Regions from separate parts of the Homo sapiens genome. Here region 1 is linked to region 2. Evidence: read pairs that join two places in POLR2A ChIA-PET (ENCODE). Cell type or tissue: OCI-LY7. All regions are shown on one strand. Links, peaks and the distances in the headings refer to the core of each region. The heading gives the core; the rest is flanking DNA.

The links. Peaks named below come from ENCODE experiments on the same cell type or tissue, not always from the same donor. Only the 100,000 strongest peaks of a DNase experiment are listed, where the experiment ranks them.
Region 1: POLR2A ChIA-PET joins it to region 2 with 8 read pairs; 2 of 35 experiments call an interaction of 5 or more read pairs at or near these places.

What each region holds. Positions count from the first base shown.
Region 1 is chr5:127,445,409-127,451,688 of GRCh38, forward strand. It overlaps MEGF10 (multiple EGF like domains 10), which reads left to right. Exons shown (of 25, transcript NM_001256545.2): 20 at 49-285; 21 at 2,149-2,276; 22 at 3,691-3,814. Among named protein-coding and RNA genes, the nearest start is that of PRRC1, 69 kb to the right of the region's middle. In OCI-LY7, for the core only: no CTCF peak of the experiment used is centred there; no DNase peak of the experiment used is centred there.
Region 2 is chr5:126,607,849-126,614,128 of GRCh38, forward strand. PHAX (phosphorylated adaptor for RNA export) reads left to right here. Exons shown (of 5, transcript NM_032177.4): 3 at 516-636. Among named protein-coding and RNA genes, the nearest start is that of PHAX, 10 kb to the left of the region's middle. In OCI-LY7, for the core only: no CTCF peak of the experiment used is centred there; a DNase peak (open chromatin) is centred at 2,983; H3K4me3 peaks cover 3,974 bases; H3K27ac peaks cover 5,000 bases.

The DNA of each region.
Region 1 (6,280 bases), core at 620-5,619, 840 kb after region 2:
TTATCCAGCACATTGTCATCCTTTCTCAAGTCTCTCTTCTTTTTCTAGCTGGTGTTATCATAGTTGGAAATCTGAACAGCTTAAGCCGAACCAGTACTGCTCTCCCTGCTGATTCCTACCAGATCGGGGCCATTGCAGGCATCATCATTCTTGTCCTAGTTGTTCTCTTCCTACTGGCATTGTTCATTATTTATAGACACAAGCAGAAGGGAAAGGAATCAAGCATGCCAGCAGTTACCTACACCCCTGCTATGAGGGTCGTCAATGCAGATTATACCATTTCAGGTAAGAGCAGAGGCAGGAGAGGCATTTTGCTTCTTGAAAAGTTAAATTTCATTCGGGTTCTTTAAAACTGGGTGTTTGGCTGTGCTGTCCATTGTTTCTGTCAATTCTCATTGAGAGAATTCTATGTTTGGAAAAGGTATACATTGCTAGAGATGAGTTTTTTATTTCAACAATAGTAAATTGTCATTCTGTGGTTTGCTATAAGGGTTTTAAAATTGAGCTCATTGTGTTTGTGGTTTAGATTTAGGGAATTTCAATCCATAAGGAGCTTTGTATCCAGCCTCAAGCTTTTGTCATATGTGAGGGGGGTGAGGAGGAAGAGAGGATGATAAGTTTACCAAGGTCATGGATCAGATTAGGGACCAGTTCTCCTGTCTCTGAATGAGGGTACTTTCTATGTGCTTCCCAGCCTCTCCCTAGGCCTACCCGAATCGTTAACTGAAGGGAACAAAGTTATATCAGAAACAGCTTTTTGGTATTAGCAAGAACCAAGGCAGCCCTTTAAGAAAACTCTTGATTTTTTCTGTTCTGTCACAATGCCTCATAAAAGGAAAAATAAAATTATAATCAATCATCAGTAGAAGCAACCATTTACATGGAGGAATTTAAAAGTTTAAAATCTTTATTACTTTTTGGGTGATTATTGAAGGCCTTCTGGTTGGTTACATGTTTAAAACTACAAAATTCCGTGGAAATATGAGAAGTAGCTGATTTACATAGTAGTGCATTTTCAGTGCAGAATTATTGTGTCAAGAACTCAAGTGTTTAAAAAAAGGAAAGTTGCAGAGTAGCTTCAAATGATACCTTCCCAGCTGTACCAGCCCCAAAGCAAAGAGCAGTTATCTGTGGATACTGTGAACAAAAGTTCTCTGAAAAGGAATTTGGGGGAAAGAGATTTTATTCCAGTGAACGGTTTGCAAACCCAGGAGTTGCAGCCAGTGTAAAATGAAAGTGCAGTTCAGAGAACAAAGGGAAGGCTTGGGTTTTATAGCAAAAGTCCCCACCCAGCTTCCAATCAGGCCCTTTTAGGAAAGTGAAGGATTGAAACTGGTTTAATTCTAATTGATCAGTGCAGCTGAGTTCTGGTTGGTTGACACAGCGGAACCCTGATCCTTTGATAAAGCTAAGCCCTGATTAGCTAAGGCAGGTAAGCTCTGATTGGTTGGTTCAGCTGAGCTCTGAAAGACCCAAAGATAAAAAGCTGGGTTTTCAGGGAACTCAGAGTACAGGTGTGATCCTTAGTCAGCAAAGGCCTGCTTGACTCGATTTTAAATTTAGGCCTAGGCAGCCACTCCTATGGATCTTAAATAATTGGTTCTTTCAGTTTCACATTTGTTCACAAGCTTTCATACTTTTCCAAGGAGGCAGTTAGGAAGGTAGAGGCCTGTTGCTTCTAGAAGCTTTGCTGAGTAGGCTGGGCAGGAGGAGATTCTGCCCAGCTTGTGATATGGAAGGAGTCCGGACATTTGTTCAGTTATTTATTTATTTGTTTTTTTATTTAGAGATGGAGTCTCGCTCTGTCACCAGACTGGAGTGCAGTGGTGCGATCTCGGCTCACTGTAACCTCTACCTCCGGGGTTCAAGCGATTCTTCTGCCTCAGCCTCCCGAGTAGCTGGGACTACAGGCGCATGCTACCGTGCCCGGCTAATTTTTTTTGTACTTTTAGTAGAGATGGGGTTTTACTGTGTTAGCCAGGATGGTCTCGATCTCCTGACCTCGTCATCTGCCCGCCTTGGCCTCCCAAAGTGCTGGGATTACAGGCGTGAGCCACCTCGCTGGGCCTGTTTTGTTATTTTGATTCCCTTTTTTCACACACATTTATGGGAGCCTGCTGCCTTAACCATTTCCTTCCCTTCTTGCAGGAACCCTTCCTCACAGCAATGGTGGAAACGCTAATAGCCACTACTTCACCAATCCCAGTTACCACACGCTCACCCAGTGTGCCACATCCCCTCACGTCAACAACAGGGACAGGATGACTGTCACGAAGGTGAGAGGAATTGGTTCAAGTCTTTGGAAGTGGGCTGGGGAGAGAGGAAGGGAACCAGCATTTATTGAGGGCCGCTGTTCACCAGAGGCTGTTCTAGGTACTTTACATATATTATCTAATTTATTCCTCTAAACAGTCCTCTGAGTGTGCTTTGGGAATCTCAAGTTTACTGATGAAAACCTGAGTAGTAGGGAGTTTAAGTTACTTCCAGACATAGCTGCCCGATAATGAGTGAGGCAGCTGCTGTGTGAGTCAAAGTCTCTCTGTCTCTACAATCTGTACTGTTTCCATTACACCGCTTTAGAAAAACGTTTCTAATTTTACATGAGATTTTAAAATAATGACTCATAATGACATTAACAAAAACATAAAGACCTATAGCAGAATCAGCCGTGGGCAAAATCTCCAAGTGTGTCTCTTCTGACCGCCCGTCCTCCAGTACCCGTTCCTGGCCACCTGTGCTTTAGTAACAACAACAGTAATAGGCACTGATTTGGGTTGAACCACATGAAATTGCTATTTTTGTAGGTCAACAGTGGTCACATAGCAACAACCTAATATTATGTGCCAAGCATTTCTAATCACTTAAAAATATAAACTCATTTAATCTTCACACCAGTCCTATAAATCAAGAGTGATTATTATGCCGATTTTACAGATGAGGAAACTGAGTCACAGAGAGGTTGGAGACAGAGTGTCTAGAACCCAGAGCTGCTACTCCAATAGCACCCAACTCACCCCAGGTCTTCCCCACAATGCTCTGAAGTCTCAAACATTTCTTTCTTCCAGTCATACCCAAATTATATTTCTAATCTCTGTTGTCTAATTCCAGTGCTCTATTAGAAAAAAAATCAAGCTAATTAAGTTAATCCAGTTGTAATTTAATTAATGCAGCTATAGATTTTAATTATAGTGCTTCATGGTTAAATATCACTCCACATACCCCAGAGACTTTCACATTCATCAATTTATTCTCATACAAATTCAGGGAAGGAGGCAAAGCAGATAATCTTATCCTCATGTTTACGCCTAGGATAACTGCTAAGAGTCACCTGTGATTCACACAAACATACAATTTTTGATGGAAGAACTTAGACCAAGAGTTCTTTTTTTTTTTTTTTTTCCAAATCAAAGTTACATGTGTATAAATCCAAATAAGGTCTAATTGGCACAGGATGACAGAGTGAAATGAAGATCTTGAGGTGGTGGAGGGAGTAGCTAGGACTGAAGGACATGAACTCCTGCCAGCTTGCAAGTCCCACCAGGTTACAAGCAGTCACCTCGGCCCCTGAGCTCAGGTCACTCTAAGGACTGGTCCTCAATATGTGCCCTGGACTTTTCCCCAGGTCCATAACGCTGTGCTGTGCCGCATTGTATTTTGTTTTTAATCTTTCGTTGTTTATATTTTTAACAGTCAAAAAACAATCAACTGTTTGTGAATCTTAAAAATGTGAACCCTGGGAAGAGAGGCCCTGTGGGGGACTGCACTGGGACATTGCCGGCTGACTGGAAACATGGCGGCTACCTCAACGAGCTCGGTGAGTTCTCCCAACGCACGTCCCCAGAAGCACCTTGACCTGTCAGTCCCTGAAACAGTCACGGATCTCTGTTTGTGCCAAGGTGTTCTATTGAAAACTTGCATCAAAAAGCACAATAGCAGAATTATGCCTAACACCTGTACAGGGCTATCTACTGTCCTAAGGGCTTTATCTATTCAACAAACATTTATTGAGTTCCTACTATGTGCCAGGAATTGATCAAAAGAGATTGGGATCTCTGCCTGCTCGTAGCTTACATTCTTGCTCTATGCCTGTTAACTTAATTCTCACAAGTACTCTAATAGGTGGGTACTATTGTTATCACCATCTGCATGTTACAGTTGAGAAACTGAGTCATAACAAGGTTATGTTACTTGCACAGGACCTCATCGCCTGTTAAATGTTAGAGCTAGTATTGGACCCTGTCAGCTTGGCTCACAGCTGTGTGCTCTTCCTTGTTCTCTTTTGATATAGGGTATCTGTACTTGAGATCCCCTTCCCTTTCAGGTGAGGAATCAGAGATACCAACAGGAATACAGTGGATCAGTGGTTCGGGCAACTTTTTGAAATTAGGACTCCTTTGCATTCTTAAAATTTATTGAGGACCCAAAAGAGCTTCTGTTGATAGGGGCTATATCTATTTATATTTACCATACTAAATGAAATTTAATATGTAAATAAAAACTGGAAAAAATAGAATGTTAATTTATTTAAATTAATAATAATCACATTTCATGGTAACATAAATTGTGTTTTTATTAAAAAAAACTACATTTTCCAAAACCCTTCAAAATTAGCGAGAAGAGCAATGCTATTTTACATTTTTATAAAAAAATCTCTTTAATGTCCAGCTTAATAGAAGATAGCTGGATTATCATGTCTGCTTTTACGTTCAGTTGGTTTTGATCTCATACTTTATGTAGCTTCTGAAAAACTCCACTGTACACTTGAAAGAGAATTAGAGTGAAAACGGCAAATATTGTTGTTGTATTGTTATGGAAATAGTTTTGCAGCTGGGCACAATGGCACAGGCCTATAGCCCCAGCTACTTGGGAGCCTGAGGCAGGAGGATTGCTTGAGCCCAGGAGTTTGAGTCTGATCTGGATGACATAGCGAGACTCACCTCTTAAAATATATATGTGTATATATAGTTTTGATCTCATAGGCCTCCTGAAAAGGGGGCAGGAATGCTTGGTCCATACTTAAAGAACTTCTGTGATATACCATTAATTATGCAGTGCAGTTTCCAAGCCTGTAACCCATATTTTCAGACAGGAGTTTGATGATGTAGTAACTTACAGGTGTGCAGTGTCTTACGGATAGCAAATCCTTTCACGTACATTTATTTGGAGGTAGGTGCCAGAAATCCCAGTTAAATTTGAATTTCAGATAGATAAGCAACACATTTTTTTGTATAAACATATCACAGATATTACATGGGATGTACACTAAAGATTATTTTTTGTTTCTTTTAAATTTTAATATAACTGACCTTTGTGTATTTTCATTTGCTAATGTTTTGTTTTGTTTTGTTTTGTTTTTGTTTTTGTTTTTGAGACAGAGTCTCGCTCTGTCGTCTAGGCTGTAGTGCAGTGGCGCGATCTCGGCTCACTGCAAGATCTGCCTTCTGGATTCAAGTGATTCTCCTGCCTTAGCCTCCCAAGCAGCTGGGATTACAGATGTGCACCACCATGCCTGGCTGATTTTTGCATTTTCAGTAGAGACAGGGTTTCTCCATGTTGGCCAGGCTGGTCTCAAACTCCTGACCTCAAGTGATCTTCTTGCCTCAGCCTCCCAAAGTGCTGGGATTACAGGCATGAGCCACCACACTTGGCCCATTTGCTAAATTGGATGATCCTCCTGGGTGGACTCTCTCCTGTGAATCTTGTTTTGTAGAGGAGTAGACTGGGAGGCACAGAGAGGTTAACCCTCTTGTCTGAAATTTCAAAGAAGGAAAGGGGTAAAGCCAGATTTCAAAGTTGATCTTCTGACTGCTCCCCTTAAACACTGCTTCTCCTGTAAGCAGTGTCAAGTTCTCTGAGCCAGTCATAGGAACTGATCCCTGTGGGAATGCCTCTTTCTATGGAAATAAAAATGTTTTACTGGTGAATACAAATTCTTAGTCATTTCCATAGTGTAGTCGTTATCACGCTCGCTGTACAAATTCCTAACTTTTATCTGTATTCTATACCATTTTTATCAATAGGATGAGTATTTCTAACCACAGTAAAATTATTTACATACGAGACTCACAATATGCTTATTGGTAACATCATCTAACATTAAAGGAGACTTTTTAGGAGTCTTAATTACATTTATAATTTAGCTCAAAGGAATATATGAATTGATATTCAGCAAAATACCAACCAGCGCTAGTGAAAGAAAAGTCATCTTGTTCTATCTTAGACCACTGTGAAGACTCCAGAAGATACGGCATCACTGTACTGGTCACATGTAAATGTCTCT
Region 2 (6,280 bases), core at 77-5,076:
GGTTCTTAGGATTGTGCTTATTATAATCATAATAAGCCATCAGTAAATATTAGCTGTTTCTATTTTTTGTTCTGAGGCAGGGAGTCTATGAGGGAAAGGTCCTATCCCATTTTAAAGCTCCAGACATCTCTGGAATTATGTGAGCCTTAGCTTTTAGGCGTAATAATTGAAAGTATATATGTCTGTTATTTATTTTGACAATAGTGGACTGCCTTTATCATCTTTTGCATTCAGACCTGCATTCATCGTGCTGCATGTGCATTTTGAAATCTGCTATAATCCAATAAGACAAATAAGCCAATTATGAGAGTTTAGATGGAAACTTGAGGTTACCATCTCCTTCTGTGACCCAAGATTAGGAATATTTACATGTCAGTGATTCCAAGATTAAATATTGAAGATTTAGAAAACCAAAAGTTACTAGAATCAGATTTTTATTCTAGCTGGTGACTAAGGTAGATTTCTTCAACTTTGTACAACAAACAAAGAGGATAATTTTACTTGTTTCTCATCAGGTTACAGGAACCAAAGAAAGACCTGATAGCCCGAGTAGTGAGGATTATTGGTAACAAAAAGGCAATTGAACTTCTGATGGAAACCGCTGAAGTTGAACAAAATGGTGGTCTCTTTATAATGGTAAGACTGCTTAACTGTTTTTGTTTTTGTATTGTTTATCCTGTGTTTTTGTTTTTGATTACAAATTTAACTTTGCCCTTGTTGGATCTGTGATTTATCATGCATTCTTACAGTATGTTTGAAGTTTTTAAACTATTATCAACAATGAAGACTGTTAAAAAAAAATTAGTTGCCAGGCACGGTGGCTCAAGCCTGTATTCCTAGCACTTTGGGAGGCTGAGGCGGGCCGATCACCTGAGATCGGGAGTTCGAGACCAGCCTGACCAACATGGAGAAACCCTGTCTCTACTAAAAATACAAAATTAGCCAAGCGTGGTGGCACATACCTGTAATCGCAGCTACTCAGGAGGCTGAGGCAGGAGAATCACTTGAACCTGAGAGACCAGAGGTTTCAGTGAGCTGAGATCGCACCCTTGCACTCCATCCTGGGCAACAGGAGCGAAACTCCGTCTCAAAAAAAAAAAGAATAAAAAGAAAAAAAAATTAGTACAGTTGTTTTTGCAGTTAGTACTTCCCTGACAAAAAAACAAACAAACAAACATAAATTATAGCCTGTTGCCGTATAGTCACCAAAACATTTCTTACATGATTTGTTAAAGGTAGGGGTTGAATTTTTTTTTTTTTTTTTTTTTTTGAGAAGGAGTCTCGCTCTGTCGCCCAGACTGGAGTGCAGTGGCGCAATCTCGGCTCACTGCAACCTCCGCCTCCCGAGTTCAAGCAATTCTCCTGCCTCAGCCCCCCAAGTAGCTGAGATCACAGGCATGCACCACCACACCCGGCTAACGTTTGTATTTTTAGTAGAGACGGGGTTTCACCATGTTGCCCAGGCTGGTCTCAAACTCCTGACCTTAGGCAATCCACCCAGCTCGGCCTCCCAAAGTGCTGGGATTACAGGCGTGAGCCACTGCACCCGGCCAAAGGGTTGAAGTTTTAAGACGACAAAGTCTAGGGGAGCCTAGGAGCTCAGATCTTGAGAATATGGGTTTTAGAGTTTGGGTACCCTTTTTTACTTCTAGATTTTCAACATACTAATTGAAATTCGGCTAAGTTGTTTGACTTCTTGGAGCCTCAGTCTCCTCAGCTGTAAAATGGAGATTAGTCCTACATTTTAAGGATTAGAGGAGATGGTGCACATGAAATACTGACCACAGTGCCCAGCACTTTAGCAATGGTAAACAGAAGTGTTCATTTTGGTTCACTTAATTCATGCATTCTTGAAAAAGAGGGCAAAAAAAAAAAACAAAACACCCTTTTTTTTGTTTGTTTGTTTTTTGAGACGGAATCTCACTCTGTCGCCCAGGCTGGAGTGCAGTGGCACGATCTCAGCTCACTGAAACCTCCATCTCCCGAGTTCAAGCAATTCCCCTGCCTCAGCCTCCCAAGTATGCTGGGACTATAGCCTGCCACCACGCCCAGCTAGTTTTTGTATTTTAGTAGAGGCAGGCTTTCACCATGTTGCCTAGGCTGGTTGAGAACTCCTGAGCTCAGGCAATCCGCCTGCCTCGGCCTCCCAAAGTGCTGGGATTACAGGCTTGAGCCACTGTGCCCGGTCAACACTTTTGTTATGTAAGCACAGATAGATACACAATAAAGTACAAATAGGTATACAGTATTTTTGTGTGTATTAAAATTTCCTGGGTATAAGAATGAAAGTTGGGGGAAGTCTAAAAAGTTCCTGGGGTGGTAGAGCAATAATGGGAGAAAAGTTTGAGAAGCTCTTTACTGTTTCAGAATGACAGAAAGAGCTCCTCTGGCTAGGCCAGATCACGAGCACTGGCGGTTATAGAAGGGTTTGGCATATCTCATTGAATTCAGCTTTCACCACAGGGTGAGGATGAAGGTTTGAATGACTTCCTTGTTTTTTGTTACTGATAAGTCTGAATACTGTAATAACATCACAAGGGAGTAGATCAATATTGTGCTTTGGACATGGGGAGAAAAAAAACCCAGTTAGGATTAATAGCATTGGCTAAGGAAACAGCCTGTGAACATAAATTACAGAAGTCAAAACAGAAGTTAGCAACAAAAGAAATTATAATAATCATGAATGCACTGCCATCCCTATTTGTGTCATTGTTAAAGTACTTCAATTTTCATTCAGTTGAACACAGAGTTACAGATTTCATCAATATTTTAGTACTGTAGTGATAAAACTTTATATTCCAGTGAGCTAATGCAGATTTACTGAATATTGGGAAGATGCAAGTTCAAATTTACTTTCTTATTTTATTTTATTTTTTGAGACACAGTCTGGCTCTCTTGCCCAGGCTGGAGTACAGTGGCGCGATCTCAGCTCACTGTATCCTCCACCTCCCAGGCTCAAGCCATCCCCCACCTCAGCCTTCTGAGTAGCTGGGATTGCAGGTGCGTGCCACCGCGCTTGGCTAATTTTTTGTGTTTTTAGTAGAGATGGAGTTTTACCATGTTGCCCAGGCTGGTTTTGAACTTGTGAGCTCAAGGAATCTGCCCACCTCGGTCTCCCAAAGTACTGGGATTACAGGTGTGAGCCACTATGTCCAGCCCCCAAATTTACTTTCTTTTTTTTTTTGTTTTTTTTCTTTTCGTTTGTTTGTTTGTTTGTTTGTTTTGAGATGTAGTTTTGCTCTTGTTGCCCAGGCTGGAGTCCAATGGCGCAATCTTGGCTCACCACAACCTCTGCCTCCCGGGTTCAAGCGATTCTCCTGCCTCAGCCTCCCAAGTAGCTGGGATTACAGGCATGCGCCACCACCCCGGCTAATTTTGTATTTTTAATAGAGACAGGGTTTCTCCATGTTGAGCAGGCTGGTCTCAAACTCCTGACCTCAGGTGATCTGCCGGCCTCGGCCTCCCAAAGTGCTGGGATTACAGGCGTGAGGCACCACGCCCGGCCTCCAAATTTACTTTCTTTGGATACATTATTTCCTTGAATTCAGTGCTTTCTACGTGCCAGGCACTGTTCTAGAGGAGGGAGCTTATGTTGTGGTTGGGGGAAAGGAAGACAGTCTATAAACAATAAATATAACTTCAAGTATGTTAAAAAGTGATACATTGACCAGATGCACCTGTAATCCCAGCACTTTGGGGGGCCAAGGAGGGTAGATTGCTTGAGTACAGGAGTTCGAGACCAGCCTGGGCAACATGGTGAAATCCTGTTCTACAAAAAATATGTATACATATATTAGCCAGGCTTGGTGGCACATGTGTTTAGTCCCAACTACCTAGGAGGCTGAGGTGGGAGGATCACTTGAACCTGGGAGGTCAAGGCTGCAGTGAACTGTAATCGTGCCACTGCGCTCCAGCTTGGGTGACAGAGCGAGACCCTGTCTCGAAAAAAAAAAAAAAGTGATACATCCTATGGGAAAAGAAAGAAATCAGATGGAGCTATAGGGAATAGTAGCAGAGAGGAGGACGTTGCAGTTAAACTAGAGTGGTCTGGGTAGATGTTATTAAGAAGGTGCAATTTGAACAAAGACTTGAGGTGAAGCAATGAATACTGCAGGAAGAATAGACCAAGCAGAAGTAACAGCTATTGTAGAAGTGAAGGGTGCCCAGCAAGGCCAGAACTAGCATGAAGTGAGCAGTTTACTTGCTTTAGGTTCAAAATTTGACAGTGCCTTAAAAACTCAATAATCAAAATAAATAATATTTGAATGTACCAGTTCAAAAATCAAAATTAATGCAAAAAATCCATAATGGACAAAATTTTAAAGATAGGCTCTTACCCTGTACTTGGCAAGACTGCTCTCTCCACCCTAATCTCTACCTAGTTCCTGTCTCAACAAGGGGCCAATGTGGCAGGAGCAGAGTGCATGAGAGAGTGAGTAGGATATAAGGTCAGAGAGATAATTGGGCCAGGTCTAGTGGGAACTTGTTTGCCATCTTAAGGAATTTTCCTTTTACTTTAAATGAAATGGCCCATAGAGGGTTTTGAACAGATAAGAAATGCATTTCCTAGGCCGGGCGTGGTGGCTCACACCTGTAATCCCACCACTTTGGGAGACCGAGGTGGGCGGATCACCTGAGGTCAGGAGTTGAGACCAGCCTGACTAATGTGGAGAAACCCCATCTCTATTAAAAATACACAAAAATTAGCCAGGTATGGTGGTGTATGCCTGTAATCCCAGCTACTCAGGAGGCTGAGGCAGGAGAATCGTTTGAACCCGGGAGGTGGAGGTTGCCATGAGCCGGGATTGCGCCATTGGACTCCAGCCTGGGCAACAAGAGCGAAACTCGGTCTCAAAAAAGAAAAAGAAATGCATTTCCTTTCCGCTGCTGTTTTGAGAATAGACTGAACTGGGGAATAAGATTAGATGCAGGAAAAGCCTTTCCAATGGGTCTGACCAGCATGGTAGCAGTGGGGTGAAGGAAAAGTGGTCAGATTCTGGGTATATGTGGAAGATACGGCCAACAGAATTTCCTAGTGGATTAGATGGAGGATGTAAGAAAAGGAAGAGTCAAAGATGACTCCAAGGTTTTTAGCCAGTTTGAAGAGCAATATCCAAAAATTCACATTGGCTTCAAAGTCTCAAAAGTCTATTTAACATGAACATGGAAGGGTATGTATAATGGATTGTTTAATGAAAAGACAGATTAGAAACCAATTGGCCAGGCGCAGTGCCTCATGCCTGTAATCCCAGCATTTTGGGAGGCTGAGACGGGCATATCACCTGAGGTCAGGCGTTCGAGACCAGCCTGTCCAACATGGTGAAACCCCGTCTCTGCTAAAAATACAAAAATTAGCCGGGTGTGGTGGCATGTGCCTGTAATCACAGGTGCTCGGGAGGCTGAGGCAGGAGAATTGCTTGAACCTGGGAGGTGGAGGTTGCAGTGAGCAGAGATTGTGCCACTGCACTCCATCCTGGGCAACAAGAACATGACTCTGTCTCAAAAATAAATAAACAAGCCAATTTATATGACAGAATCCCATTTGGGGTTGGAGTTACAAATATATGTGGCATATAAAAAAGTAAAAAGATGTCCAGGTGTGGTGGCTCACACGTGTGTAATCCTGAGACCAGCCTGGGTGACATGGTGAAACCTTATCTCTACCAAAAAAATACAAAAATTAGCTGTATGTTGTGGCACATGCTTGTAGTCCCAGCTACTTGGGAGGCTAAGGAGGTGGGAGGATCCCTTGAGCCCAGAAGGTCGAGCTGCAGTGAGGCATGATCACACCACCTCACTTCAGCCTGGGTGAAGAGCGAGACTGTGTCAGAAAAAAGTAAAAAGATTATATGTGTCAAAATGTTACAGTGATTACCTATGGTTAGTAGGATCATGGGTGGTTTTTTTCTTTTCTTTTTCTTTCTTTCTTTTTTTTTTTCCTTTTTGATACAGGGTCTCACTCTGTCATCCAGGCTGGAGTACAGTGGCACAATCGCAGGTCACTGCAGCCTCGACCTCCCTGGCTCAAGCAGTCCTTCCACTTCAGTCTCCCAAGTAGCTGGGACTATAGGCTTAAGCCACAATGCCCAGCTAATTTTTGTATTTTTTGTAGAGACAGGGTTTCACCATGTTGCCCAGGCTGGTCTCAAACTCCTGGGCACTCAAGCAATCCATCTGCCTCTAGGATTACAGGTGTGAGCCATTGTACCCCGCCTATTTTTTCTTTTAACCGCATGTTTTTGCTACTTTTTCTGCAATTAACATATATTTGAGACAGTCT